Regions from separate parts of the Homo sapiens genome. Here region 1 is linked to region 2. A link is a loop called in an ENCODE intact Hi-C map of the cell type or tissue named here. Cell type or tissue: ovary. All regions are shown on one strand. Links, peaks and the distances in the headings refer to the core of each region. The heading gives the core; the rest is flanking DNA. Region 1 has its middle 24 kb from the start of YWHAB. Region 2 overlaps KCNK15 (potassium two pore domain channel subfamily K member 15).

Region 1 (7,474 bases), core at 1,095-6,094, 110 kb after region 2:
GACAGAAATGAAATTAGCTGGGTGTGGCGCTGCACGCCTGTAATCCCAGCTACTTGGGAGGCTGAGGCAGGAGGATTGGTTAAACCCAGGAGTTCAAGGCTTCAGTGAGCTATGATGGCACCACTGCACTCCAGCCTGGGCAACAAAGTGAGACCTTGTCTCTAAAAAATAAATACTTAAATAATAAACAAAAATGGAAAAGACAGAGAAAATATGAGGAAAAAGAGATTCTGTCAAACATAATCTATTATAAAGATTCTAAAAGTTTTCCACTGATGTTTAAAAAATATTCATCTATGAAGGAAAGAGAATCAGACCAGTATCAGATTTCTCATCAGAAGCCAAAAGCCAGACATCAATAGTGCATTATCTTGAAAGTTTTGGAAGAGATTTTTAAGCTGGAATTCTAGTCTCAGCCAAACATAATCAAATGTGAGGGCAAAGTAAAGGCATTTTCAGACTTGCCAGGACAGAGGAAGTTTGGGTTTTTGTAGTCTGTTTATTTAAAGTAAGAAGAAAACACTAAAGTCTTGGTTATAGTTGTAGGACAGAACATAATGTTAACTATATCAGTCAGAAGATACTTGGATAATGCTTGGTTGAGTTCCATAAACTTTATTATGCTGTTGTAGTAAATAAATCCAAACTGTCAGAGGCTTAAGACAACAAAGGTTTATGTCTTTGACATACTACACATTGACAATACAGTGGCAGGGGGCTCTGTTCTCCTGAGGATGGCTCAGAGGCTCTACCATAGGGAATGCTGTAAGGTATGACACCAGGGGAGAAGGAAATGTGTGTGTGTGTGTGTGTATGTGTGTGTGTGTGTGTGGTGGTGGTGCTCACACCAGCTATCAAATGTTCCAGCCCAGAAGTAACAAAGATCACTTCCTCTCACAACTCATTGGCCATAACTAGTCACATGGTTACACTCAACTAAAAAGGGTGGAGAAATGTAATTCTCAGTATATCCAAAGGAAATGAGAACTGGGTAGGGGTAGGGAGAAACCTTTGAGGTCTCGTCCCCATTAAAAAATGACAATTTATAAACAAAAGTGAGGCTGACAAAAAAATGGAAACGGGAAGCAGAGAGGAAAGATGGAGAGAAAAGTAAACCATCTTAGAAAACAGGATTTTATTTTATTTATTTATTTGTTTGTTTGTTTGTTTTGAGACAGGGTCTCGTTCTGTCGCCCAGGCTGGAGTGCAGTGGCGTGATCTCGGCTCACTACAACTTCTGCCTCCCAGGTTCAGGCGATCCTCCTGCCTCAGCGTCCCAAGTAGCTGGGACTATAGGCCTGCCCCACCACACCTGGCTAATTTTTTGTATTTTTAGTAGAGACAGGGTTTCACCATGTTGGCCAGGCTGGTCTCGAACCCCTGACCTCAAGTGATCCACCTGCCTCAGCCTCCCAAAGTGCTGGGATTACAGGCGTGAGCCAAGGCGCGCGGCCAGAAAGCAGAATGTTAAGAGGTGTTGTCCATGTGACGAAATAAGAAAATAGGAGTTATATTAATTGAATTTATGAGGAGAAATGAGAGAACTGCAAATAAGCATATAAATGTCAAACAATTGGAGGTGGAGAGAGCAGAGATTGCAAGTAGACTACAGGGAATGGTCCATTTGCCCAGACATTCATCCTAGTCTGTTCACGCTGTGCTATAGTTTGGACATGGTTTCTTTGACTCCTCCAAATCTCAGGCTGAAATGTAATCCCCAGTGTTGGAGGGATGCTAATGGAAGTTGTTTGGGTTATGGGTAGGATCTCTCATGAATGGCTTGGTGTTGTCCTAGTGATTGATAATGAGGGCGTTCTTGCTCTATTAGTTCCCTGGTTGTTAAAAACAGCCTGTGAACCTCCCCCTCTCTTGGTTCATTTCTCTCCATATGATCTCTGCACACACCAGCTCCCCTTTGCCCTCTGCCATGAATGGAAGCAGCCTGAAGACCTCACCAGAAACAGTTACTGGTGCCATGCTTCTCGGGCAGCCTGCAGAACCATGAGCCAAAATAAACCCAGCTCCGAGTATTCTTTTACAGCAACACAGACAGACTAAGACAGGCTGCTATAACAAAATATCATAAACTGGGTGGCTTCTAAACAATAGAAATTTATTTCTCACAGTTCTGGAGGCTGAGAAGTCCAAGATCAAGATGCTTGCAGATTCGGTGTGTGGTGAGGGTCTCTTTCTGGTTCATAGACAGCACCTTCTTGCTATATCTTCACATGGTGAAAGGTCAAGAGGTCTCACTCAGGCCTCTTTTATAAAGCCACTGATCCCATTATCACCTCCCAAAAGCCTCACCTTCTAATACCATCACCTTGGAGGCTAGGATTTCAACATATGAATTTTAAGGAGACACAAACATTCAGACCGTGGCACTGTTGTTTATATTTAGGGAGAAAATGATTAAAAGAGGTGATCTCCAGGGAGTGGTACTGAAGTTGGAAAATAATGTGGTCTTTATTTATTTATTTATTTATTTTTGAGACAGTCTCACTCTCTTGCCCAGGCTGGAGTGCAGTGGCACGATCTCAGCTCACTGCAACCTCCACCTCCCAGGCTCAAGCGATTTTCCTGCCTCAGCCTCCCCAGGAGCTGGGCTTACAGGAATGCACCACCACACCCAGCTAATTTTGTATTTTTAGTAGAGACGAGGTTTCGACATGTTGGTCAGGCTGGTCTCAAACTCCTGACCTCTGCCTCGGCCTCCCAAAGTGCTGGGATTATGGGAGTGAGCTACCGCGCCTGACCTCAAATAGTGTAGTCTGAGGTCATACATATAAGCTTTTACATTGGGCAAATTGCCAGGCGCACTGGCTCACACCTGTAATCCCAGCGCTTTGGGAGGCCAAGGCCGGCGGATCACCTGAGGTCAGGAGTTCGAGACCAGCCTAACCAACATGGTGAAACCCATCTTTATTAAAAATACAAAAATTAGCTGGGTGTGGTGGCAGGCGCCTGTAATTCCAGCTACTCGGAAGGCTGAGGCAGGAGAATTGCTTGAATCCAGGAGGTGAAGATTGCAGTGGGCCAAGACCATGCCATTGCACTCCAGACTGGGTGACAGAGCAAGATTCCATCTCAAAAAAAAATTGCCATTGCTTAACTCCCCTGAACTTCAGCCTCCTCTTCTATAAGGTGGGAAGGTAGGGTGACACTCTCCACTTCCTGGACTTGTCTGAGGATTAAGTGAAATTATGCATGGCTAGAGTTTGGCAGAGCAGCTGGCACATGGCTAGATGTACTGGCTAGAGGGACAAGGCCCAAACTGACGTTAGGTCCAGATCCAAGTCCCGATGGAAGAGCAGAGACCTCAGATTCTTGGAGACCATCCAACCTACTGCTTTCTCGGCCATCGAGCACATGGGGCCCAGTCTTATCCACAGCAACACAATGAATCAGTCTGCAAACCCAGGACTAGAACTGGCTCCTGACACCCAGCCCTGCTGGACACCCCTGCCACCTCTGAATCATCGACTACATTTGGCTTTGGACATGGAGAAAAGGGAGCAATTTGGGAAGAATGAAAACATTTCCTCCTGTGCAAATTGTTTCTTTTTGTGCTGGCAAGTCCAAGGTGTTCTGACAAAGGTCAAAAGTATTTATTTTCTTGAATATCATGGGAGTGAGAATGTGACACAGATGAGGGGGAGTGAGGGGGAGGAAAGGAGGGGGGGGAGGGCTGTTGCCAACTTCAATAGCTGAAAGGGCTTCTTTTTATTACAGGAAGTGTTTGGTTTGGGGGCACAGAAACAACCTCTAGTTTTCTATCAAAAGGAGCAGAAATTACAATTAGGAAAATCACAGTTTATAAACAGACTGACAATTCTGTCAAGGCTGTGCTCCATGCTGCCCTGCCCGCCTCCCCAGCTCAGATCCGGTTCCTCACCCCCATCTGAGCTTTGCCAGCCCACTGGGTCCTGACCCACTGCACTCCCCTATGCTGTTCCTCTGACTACACTGCCCGACCCCAGTGCCAACTCAGGCACTGTTCTTGACCTACCTGAGTCCTCCTCTAGGCCTCCTCCTCAAAAACCCTCCAGCTCTTCTTCTGTGTACATCACACCACATCTTTCTGTCTTTGCACTTACCAAGCTGCATCTCAATTGCCCCTACACCCATCTGTCCCTCCCAGTGGACTGCAGAACATATACTGGACCCTCAGACTCAGGTCTGGCATTCAGACAGAATCCTGCTTTTTTTGGCCTGCTCCATTTGGGGCCACATGGTGTTTTTGAGCTGTTTGCGTTCATCTCCAGAAACTAAAAATTAAGAGATTTCACATTAAAATCCAGATTTTTGGCTTCTCTCAATAAACTGGAAATCCAGCAACATGGGTCCAGCCCTCCCAGCAGCGGTCCCTTTTGGATACCCATGCCTTTTCTGTTTCTTCACAGTCCCTACCACGCCCTACTGTCTCCCTGACATTAAAGCCTTATGTCAGGAACCATTTGTCATTATTCTTGCAAAATATTTCTTTCTTACAGTGGATTAATAAGAAAGTGAAGTATTTCTTTTACTCATGTTCCTTCCTCACACCTGGCTCACTTCCCTTGTTTATGTTACCAGACTGGAACCCATAAGTACCTGGGCTTTCAACCCTTGCACCAGGCTGAAAACTTCTTGAAAACATATACAGGCTAAGTGTAGTGGCTCACACCTATAATCCCAGAACTTAGAAAGACTGAGGTGGAAGATCACTTGAGCCCAGGAGTTCGACACCACCCTGGGCAACATAGTGAGACCTCATCTCTACTAAAAATAAAAAAAATAAATAAAAAAAATTAGCTGGGCATGGCACCCACCTGTGGTCCCAGCTACCTGGGAGGGTGAGGTAGGAGGATTGCTTGAGTAAGGGAGGTTGAGGTTGCAGTGAGTCATGATCGCTCCTCTGCATCCAGCCTGGGTGATACAGCCAGACCCTGTATCAAAAAAAAAAAAAAAATGAAAAAAGATACAGTGCTTCGTAACATCTCTGTAGCTCCAACAGCCAGCACAGTGCATAGCTCAGAGTAGGTCTCTCGTAATGAATATAACTCTTGCTACTAGAAGAAGAGAGCCTCTTTATAAATTCTTTCATCTTCTTCATCATCCATTCTAAGGCAGGAAATTAAAGAAAGAAAGAAAAATAAAATTAAAAAGAGAAATAAGCTTTCCTGTATTAGGCTGACTTGTCCCAGAGGCAGCAACGGGCATAGCCCAGACCCAGGGAAAGTCTTGATAATACTATCTAAGAAGGCAGGACACAAAGGAATGTGCTCTGGAGACTCTCCCAGCACTCCCTCAACACAGGGAGAAGAAAAACAAATTTTCCTTTGTTTTATGGTATGAGTTTATAGATTCTTGTTCTCTGTAACTGGTGACTTAAAGTATTCTGTTTTATCTAAGCAGTGGTGTGAAGGTCACAAGCTGTCTGAGCAGGCCACCTGGGCCCATAGTGCAGGCCATGGAATAAGCCATGCTAGGCACTAGGCAAACCTAGATAATGGACATCTGGGTTGCATAGCAACGGTCATGTGTAACCCTGAGTTATGAACCTGTTACAATTTGATTAACTGTCTTTGTCCTGCCTCTGTATCCCTGCTTTCACACTGCTGTAAGCCTGCTTCAAGTTAGCCCACCCCTTTTTAAAGTGTGCATAAAAGCCAAGTGCTGTCTTTGTTCTTGGCCCAGTCTTTGGATGTTAAGTCGGCTGGGTCTGAGTGCACTCAATAAAGATATCCTCCTGCATACACTCCAAGGTCTCCCTCTGGTCCTTCTGATTCCACAACAATTCAACAACGATTTTCTGAGTTCACCTATAAGCCTATTTTCCTTCCTCAGTGTTCTTTCTCTTTGATGTCCTGGTACCTCTTGTAAACCCTAAATACTCAAAACCCCTCCTTAGATTGCCCTTTTACGTACCTCTTGCAAAACTTTGATGTTAGCAATTACATAAGAGAAGATCATAAAAACCATTAATTAGTAGTGAGAGTATTAATGTCAGTAATAAGTAGATATTAATGTTATTTACTGAGAGTTTCCCATGTATATCAGTTTGTTCTCACAATGCTAATAAAGACATGCCAGAGTCTGGATAATTTATAAAGGGAAGAGGTTTAATTGACTCACAGTTCCACATGGCTAGGGAGGCCTCACAATCATGGCAGAAGGTAAATGAGGAGCAGCAAAGTCACGTCTTACATGGTAGCAGGCAAGAGGGCATGTGCAGGGAACTCCCCTTTATAAAACCATCAGATCTCATGAGACTTATTCACTATCATGAGAACAGCATGGAAAAAACCCACCCGCATGATTCAATTACTTCCCACTGGGTCCCTCCCACAACATGTGGGAATTACGGGAGCTACAATTCAAGATGAGATTTGGGTGGGGACACAGCCAAGCCATATCACCATGTACCAAGAACTTTACATAGATTTCCTCACTCCAGCTTTACAACCCTGTGTATCATTAGTCTTCATATTAGTCAGGACTGTAAGTTGCAAGTAGAAAAAAAGTAACAACCAACTCTCAAATGGTTTAAGCCAAAAGGTTCATATAACTGAAAAATCAGATCTAGTATTCATGAAATCATTATGTGGATGACATAATTCTAAGAATTTTACATGTATTAATTCTTTTAATCCTGTGAATAATATTTTAAGAAAGGTACTAATATAATTTCCATTTTGCAGACAGGGAAACTTGAGTACTGAGAGTTCACAATTTTACATCTGAACCCACTTTCTGTGTGTAAGGGAATTACCTACTTCATTCAACTCCTTGGAACCCAGAGTTCAATTCTGCAGAGGAAGCAGAAAATGCCATGTCCTCCCTGCATGGAGGACATCAGTGTTGTGACTTAGGCGTTGCCCATCAGGTGCATCTGCCATGGACTTCGATTTTCAAACTCATATAGAGACTGTTCTCTGGCAGGTGTGATGAGAGAGTAAGATCCAGTTCCAGAGATGACAATCCAGTGGGGTTACGGGCAGCACTGGCTGTCTGGAACCAGAGGGCCAGTAGTGTCCCCAGGCCAATTCTGTTGATGTGAATGGAGACACCATGCCTGGCTTCTCAACCTCTGAGTTTGGTTCCCCTGTGATTCTATAATCTACTCCATATGCATTCAACAAAACTCGTGTGAGTCAATATTCCATAATAAACTCCCTTACATATATACATCTATCCTATTAGTTCTGTCCCTCTAGAGAACCCTAATACACTATCTCATAAAATAAATTAAAAATTAAAGAGGAAGAAACTGAGGATCAAAGAAGTTAAGTAATTTCTTTAGAGTCCCACAGCCACGGAATAGAGAAGTTAGAATTTGAATGGCTCAAATTTTGTTTTACTTTTGTTATTTTTTTGTTATTGCTTTTCTCATTTGGCTTGCAATAATGTTCTTAATTTTGCTTTTTCCCACTTTCCTGATTTAAATGCTCCCTATAAAAATTTAAATATATAAAGTTATAAGGAAGAAAGT
Region 2 (7,143 bases), core at 2,144-7,143:
CCTTTATCTACATTCTTTGGAGGCTTGCCATGTGGTTTTGGCCTCTTACCCTGGTTCTTTACCTCTGAGGTACGTCTGGGAGGCTGATGTAAGAGACTCAAGTGGAAACAGGAGGAATTTTGCCTTTTCTGGCCACTTGGGGGCACCACCACCCTCTGTGGTCTAGTCCGCTGAAGCCAGCCTTGCAGAGAGCCAGGTGCCAGGCCCCAGGAATTTGGGCTTTGCTTGGATGGGAGAGAGGCACTGAAGCAATGGAGGGTGCTGGTTAATAGCTCAGGCCTGTGGAGGGTGCTGGTTAATAGCTCAGGCCCGTGGAGGGTGCTGGTTAATAGTTCAGGCCCATGGAGGGTGCTGGTTAATAGCTCAGGCCTGTGGAGGGTGCTGGTTAATAGCTCAGGCCTGTGGCCTTTGGGCAGTTTTGTCCCTCTGAACCTAGTTTTCTTATCTATAAAATGGGAATAACAACATGTCATATAGTCATTGGGAGGGTTAAATCTGATAATCCATGCAGAGTACATACATGGGTTAGTTACTGTCATTATTAGTTATTATCATTATTCATTTCACTCTCTGCCAAAACCTGGCACAGTCCCAAACAGCTGGAAGCCTTTTATTCCTAAAGAGACTCTTCTGTTTCTCACCAGCACCCCCTTCAGCTTGGTTTGATTCAATAAACTCTCATTGAGCTTCTGGTCTACGTCAGGCTCTGTGCAGGACCTTGGTGATGGGGACTACACCACCATCGTCCCCGCCCTCAAAGAGCTCAAAGTCTAGTGATGAGCAGACCCCCTTTCTCCCAAAAGTAACAGAGAGGCAAAGTGATAGGGCTATGCAACAGAAATGTGGAAGTGCAGCCACAGGCCTTTAAATGTATGTAGTGCTGATATTCTGAATAAGTTATATATGCACACAGTACACACTTCACAGGGCACAAAAGGGTATGGAATGAAAAGGAATTCTCCCTCCCACCCTGTCTCTCAGCTCATAAATTCCTCTTCCTGGGTCAAATACAGTTGCCAGTTTCTTGTGTGTCCTTCTGGATATATTCTCTGCCTATATATTCCTTTAAAACACACACATTGTATAGACGTTATACACACAGTTTTGTCTCTTACTTTTTTCACTTATAGAATATATGTTGATGTTTTTATGTCAGTCTCTAAAGAGCTGCGTCATCTTGTTTGTAGGGTTTCTCAGCATTGGAACTACTGACATTTGGGGCTGTGGGGACTGTCCTGTGCATTGCAAGATGTTTAGCAGTGTCCCTGGCCTCTACTCTCTAGATGCCAGTAGCACACAGCCATCCCCACTCCTCACCCCCATTTGTGACAACCAGAATGTCTCCAGATGTTGCCAAGTGTCCCCTCAAAGGCAAAACCACCCTCGATTGAGAACTGCTACTCTGTAGTATCCCATGGTTTGGATGGCACTATAATTTATTTAACCAGGCCCCTTTGGATGGACACTTACATTGTTTCTCATTTTCGCTATGACCGACAATGCTGCAATGACGACCCAAGTGCACACATATTTTTGCTCATGTGTGTATATTGAAGGGCTAACTTCCTAACTGTGGAACTACCTTGGTCAAAGGATTTGTATTTTTTACTTTTTGGCAGGTAGGGCCAATCTGTTAGAGGAGGCGCATTCTTCTTGGCCTCCTGACTCTTCCTGGCGTACAGGCTCCTTTGAGAATACCATGAAAGCAACTGCTCCTCTTTCCAGGAAAAGACACACAATGAGATACCCATTCATTCCCCTGCAATGGCGCGGTGTTCCAGGACTCAAGATTGCCCAGTCGTGTTTAGATTCCCTATAGTAGTTGAAGGGACCCAGTAAGAATCGCCACGCCAGACAATCAGAACCAAAAGGTGTTCAGTGCGGGCAGGCTGAGCAGTGGAGGGGGAGGTAGTCAGGAGAAAAGGCATGTGGAGAGGACATGCTGACTGGGGAAGCAGCTCGGGGTGTAGCTGGAAAGTGGGGAAAGTTTTGCTTTTTTTTCATCAAGGCATAATTTACATACAGTAGAACTCACCATTTTCCTGTGTACACTCCTGACAGATGAACACCTGCCGCGTAACTGCAGCCACGGTCAAGACGGAACATTGCCATCAACCCCCAAAATTCTACCATGCCTTCTGTAGTTAAGCCTGCCCCCAACCCCAGCTACTGGCAAGCAACCACAGATCTGTTCTCTGTTGCCACAGTTTTGTCATTTCCAGAGTGTCATTTATAGGGAACCATGCGGTCTGTAGGCTTTCGAGCTCGTCTTCCTCTACTCAGCTTAGACATTTGAGATCCATCCTTGGTTGCCGCAAGTTACAGGAGTTCATTCAGTTGCTGAAAAAAATTGGTGTTTGGATGCCCCACAGGTTGTTTATCCATTCCCCAGTCGAGGGACACTTGGGTTGTCTGAAGTTTGGGGTGATGAATGACCTAGTTAGGACTAGTATTTGGAGATGCCCTTCCAGCCCCGGGGACGGGGAGGGACACGCCGGGCAGGCAGGCTGCGGGCGGGACTGTTGTCAGCTGGAGCTGGGCGCTCACAGCCCTCCCCTCCGCTCTCCCTGCATAGAGTACGGCCACGCCGCGCCGGGTACGGACTCCGGCAAGGTCTTCTGCATGTTCTACGCGCTCCTGGGCATCCCGCTGACGCTGGTCACTTTCCAGAGCCTGGGCGAACGGCTGAACGCGGTGGTGCGGCGCCTCCTGTTGGCGGCCAAGTGCTGCCTGGGCCTGCGGTGGACGTGCGTGTCCACGGAGAACCTGGTGGTGGCCGGGCTGCTGGCGTGTGCCGCCACCCTGGCCCTCGGGGCCGTCGCCTTCTCGCACTTCGAGGGCTGGACCTTCTTCCACGCCTACTACTACTGCTTCATCACCCTCACCACCATCGGCTTCGGCGACTTCGTGGCACTGCAGAGCGGCGAGGCGCTGCAGAGGAAGCTCCCCTACGTGGCCTTCAGCTTCCTCTACATCCTCCTGGGGCTCACGGTCATTGGCGCCTTCCTCAACCTGGTGGTCCTGCGCTTCCTCGTTGCCAGCGCCGACTGGCCCGAGCGCGCTGCCCGCACCCCCAGCCCGCGCCCCCCGGGGGCGCCCGAGAGCCGTGGCCTCTGGCTGCCCCGCCGCCCGGCCCGCTCCGTGGGCTCCGCCTCTGTCTTCTGCCACGTGCACAAGCTGGAGAGGTGCGCCCGCGACAACCTGGGCTTTTCGCCCCCCTCGAGCCCGGGGGTCGTGCGTGGCGGGCAGGCTCCCAGGCTTGGGGCCCGGTGGAAGTCCATCTGACAACCCCACCCAGGCCAGGGTCGAATCTGGAATGGGAGGGTCTGGCTTCAGCTATCAGGGCACCCTCCCCAGGGATTGGAAACGGATGACGGGCCTCTAGGCGGTCTTCTGCCACGAGCAGTTTCTCATTACTGTCTGTGGCTAAGTCCCCTCCCTCCTTTCCAAAAATATATTACAGTCACACCATAAGCACAAACCAGGCTCCAGGGTCACCCTGTAGGAGCAAATTCCTTGTAGTCCAAATTGTATGAGGGCGTGGCCACATCAGCACTTAGGAGAGGCTCTGCACAGGTCCACCTCAGAGCCGACCCTCCAGAGCAACTTTTCTGTTGTGAAGAGGCTGGTTTTCTGAGTAACGGTTGAAATGTGCAACTTTCAACACTGGAATCTTCGCTGCAATTAGTGAGGTCAGATGCTCACACTACGAGAAGCATGGGGAACAAAGGTGGACCAAATGGGACCGTGTACAGTCCAGTGTTGACAAGGGGGTCAATCTCTTGCGCTAAACGATCTCATTCTCTGCCCAGTGTATAGAGTGGAATCAGCCCATGTGTGAATGATGGCCTCTTTCCCCCAGACAGCTGATGCTCTTTGTCCCTGGCCAGCCCCACTTCAGGATGAGGGAGGCCTTGCTGTCACCCACCCACCATGTCACTGGGGCCACTTGGACACAGCAGAATGCCATGGGACGAGCTCTCTTCCGGGTCCTGTCAATCACCAGCAATATGACCTTGGAGAATCGCATCCTCTCCCAGGGCCTCAGTTTCCACATCTGTAGAATGACGGGGTTCATCCAGAACCCTGCTCCCTCTTACGCATCTCTGGCAGGACTTTCTGGAACAGGCCCCTGCACCATAAGGGGGCAGAGACAAAGCCCGAGGTGTGGCATCCTGGCACCCCGTGGCACTCAGCCACTTCCCCTGGCTTCCCAGATAGGGCTGTCTCAACACAAAGCATGAACGAGCCAGGTTAGAAAAGCCAAAAACTTTAATTTCAACATGAGCTACATGGTCATGAACACAATGCAACGCGACCCCACTCCAACCCAAGGGCCCCAGAAACCCTCCCTCCCTAAAGGCCTGGGCGGCTGCTGCTCCAAGAGAGGGAATGAGGGAAAGGTGGGTGGATGGAGAGAGGCCCCCAGCCTAAGGACCCAGGCTCCTGCCTTCCCACCACCCGTCCAGGAAGCAGTCATAAAGTGAAAGGGCTCCAGAGGTGATGCTCACAGCCCTGGGTTCGGCTCCATTCTGACCTCCCTGAAGCGCTGGGTTAGACGGGCACCATCAGCCCACCTCACAGGCTCGGCGTCGGGTGAGCTCGTGGACGCTAATGCTTTCTGTCCACTCTGAGGTGCTGCTCCAGATGTGGGGCCCTCCCAGAGGGCCTCGGAGACACCATAGGGGAACAGGGAGAGGGGCTCGGTCCCTGGGCCTGACACAGCACTGCTGCTCAATAAATAAATGCAGGTGACCTTGCCTGACGCAACAGCTGTGCCTCCAGAGGGGGTGGGACTCGGTACTGTTTCTGACACGGAAATGCACCCAGGAGCTCCTGGCTGAAGGGAATTGGCTTGTGAAGTACATAACCACCCCCTAAGCCACCTGCTCCACCTCTGGGTGTAAAAGAGTGAGCTCTGGGCTGTTGGAGAACCGAGTTCCAGTCCTGCCCACCCACTAACACAGTGGGACCTCAGGCAAGCACTTTCCCCTCCCAGGACCTCAGCTCCCTGCTTTGAAATGGGGATGACGGCACAGGCCACCACCTACTCCCCAGGGGCTCTTGTGAGGGCCGAAGGGCACACTCGAGATAAAAGCATTCTGAAAACAAAGTCTGAAAAGCACAACAGGAAGGCCAGGTCTCACTGCATCTGAAGGTTTGGGGAGGACTTGCCTGAAATGAGGCGCCCACAGCTGCTCCCATTCCCTCACTGCCCCAGGCAGGAGCTGGTGTTTCCTAACTCTCCCTCCAGTTGGTCCTGAAGAGGCTATGGCCCCTTACAAGGGCCCTCCACCCAGGCATCAAGGTCTAGACCCAATCCTGTGTACCCTCAGTCAGCTGGGCCAGCCCCCAAGGAGAGCTGAGTCTCCCTGGCAACCCTCTCCCCCAGACCCAGGCCCAGAGAAGTCACTGGTTTATAGAGGTGGAGCCCAGTAGGGCTGTGCAGCCCAGGGCTTCGAGGCCAGGAATCCTTGTCCCAGCAGACATGCACTGGAGCAACGGTCTCCTGTCGCCTGAAGAACAATGGAGCCCCTAGTTCTTCCCCCTTTGCACCCTTGCTGAGGGGTCTTGTGTGAGTCACTTCCTGTTTCTGGGCCTCAGTTTCCCAACCTCTCAGATGGGCTACAGCTTGTCCTGCCCATCTTTTGGGGGGCCATTAGGCTTCAAAGAAAGAAGGGAGGAGGAGGTATGGGCAGTGGCAGCCCCACCTCATACTGCCCTGGCTCCGGCTCAGCCTCTATTGGGAGGAGGGGACCCAGGCTGGGGGTGCCACTGAACACACAGGTGACTCCAGGGGTGGCTTTTCCCCCAAGCTGGGTCTTGATTTCCTTGTCTGTAAAATGGAAATGGACTAATGGTCCCAAAGGCCCTTCAAGGGGGTTCTGGAGAAGGAGAGTGGAGATGGCTCCTTCCCATGGTATCCTGCATGTGATCTTGGCCCAGAGATTGAAAACAGTCATCCCCTGGAGACCCCAGCCCCCCAGTGGCCCCTAGTGCCAGCCTCTCTGCTCCTCTTCAAACAGTGCAGCCTGAGTCAGCAAGGGGCCAGGCAGTAGCGGGGACAGGATGGGCTTGAAGCTTCTCCGAAGCTAATGATGAAAATGTCACTCTCCTCCCCAAACCCCCATCCCTTGGTGAGGACAGACCGTAGTTCCCACACCCAATGGTCACAGCCCCTGGGAAGGGGCACATGCTCACGATGACACAAAGAAACAGGGCTCCAGCCCCCAGCTGCTCCACCCCTCCAGGAGGTGAGCGGGATTTCACAGAACAAACAAGAAAATCATTGAGGGGGCCCTCACTGACCACCCCCAGGTGTTGTTATTGCTTCGGAGCTCTCTCTCTCTTTATAAAGGCTGTGCAGACACCAGGGGAAGGGCTCAGGCTGTCAGGGCCAAGCCCCTGCTCCCCCTGGTTGGGACAGCCAGGCTCTGCCCTGTTTTTGAAAAGCTACCCCTGAACAACCACAGCGGTGATGGCTGGAGAGAGAAGGCGCTCTCCTGGCTCAAAATATTCCAATGGTAAGTAATAAACGAACAGCAGAGAAATCACACTGGTTAGAAAAACAAACAGGCAAGGGGCCAATTCTGTGCCTTGAATGCGAATCCCTCCAGAGCCCTGCTCCTTCCACCCCCAGCCTTGGGATTCCACCCACCGCGGTCCCAGGAAACTCTGAAGACCTCCTGGGTAAAGGGGGCGTCTCCATCTCCCCTTCCCAGTGCAGGGTAAGCAGCTCTGTGGAGGTGATATACATTGACCAGAACTTTAAAGAATACCCAGGGTTTCCACAGGCTAAGGGAAGGGAAGAATTTCCGGGTGGAAGGAGTTGCCTGGTGGGACTGGGACCGGGACCGGGACCAGGAACAGGGTGGGACCAAAGGCAGCCTGGGTGTCCTCAGGAGAAAACAACACCCTCTAATGGAGACCAGGCCCCCTCTGCCAAGGTCCTACAACCCTTAGGAGTCCCTCATAAAGAAAGTCAGTACCAAGAATAATAAATCAGAACAGCCGAGTATAACAGGCAGCTCCAGCTATAACCCTACGGGGACAAGGGAAGGAAGGGGGCGGAGGAGGAGGGGCTGGCCTCCTGTGAGCCAGGCTGCCCCATCTAGGCCCAGGCCAGCGAGGAGACAGTGGTCT

What was found. Hi-C counts contacts between places; a loop is a spot of excess contacts. Peaks named below come from ENCODE experiments on the same cell type or tissue, not always from the same donor. Only the 100,000 strongest peaks of a DNase experiment are listed, where the experiment ranks them.
Region 1: it touches region 2 in a loop (5-fold over the local background); 105 of 110 quality-filtered maps call a loop at or near these places.

What each region holds. Positions count from the first base shown.
Region 1 is chr20:44,858,341-44,865,814 of GRCh38, forward strand. No RefSeq gene overlaps it. Among named protein-coding and RNA genes, the nearest start is that of YWHAB, 24 kb to the right of the region's middle. In ovary, for the core only: no CTCF peak of the experiment used is centred there; a DNase peak (open chromatin) is centred at 3,419; H3K27ac peaks cover 1,005 bases.
Region 2 is chr20:44,747,554-44,754,696 of GRCh38, forward strand. KCNK15 (potassium two pore domain channel subfamily K member 15) reads left to right here. Exons shown (of 2, transcript NM_022358.4): 2 at 2,576-4,760. The coding sequence ends at 3,285. RIMS4 (regulating synaptic membrane exocytosis 4) reads right to left here. Exons shown (of 6, transcript NM_182970.4): 6 at 4,255-7,143. Among named protein-coding and RNA genes, the nearest start is that of KCNK15-AS1, 4.9 kb to the left of the region's middle. RefSeq lists an enhancer at 4,388-4,935. In ovary, for the core only: no CTCF peak of the experiment used is centred there; no DNase peak of the experiment used is centred there.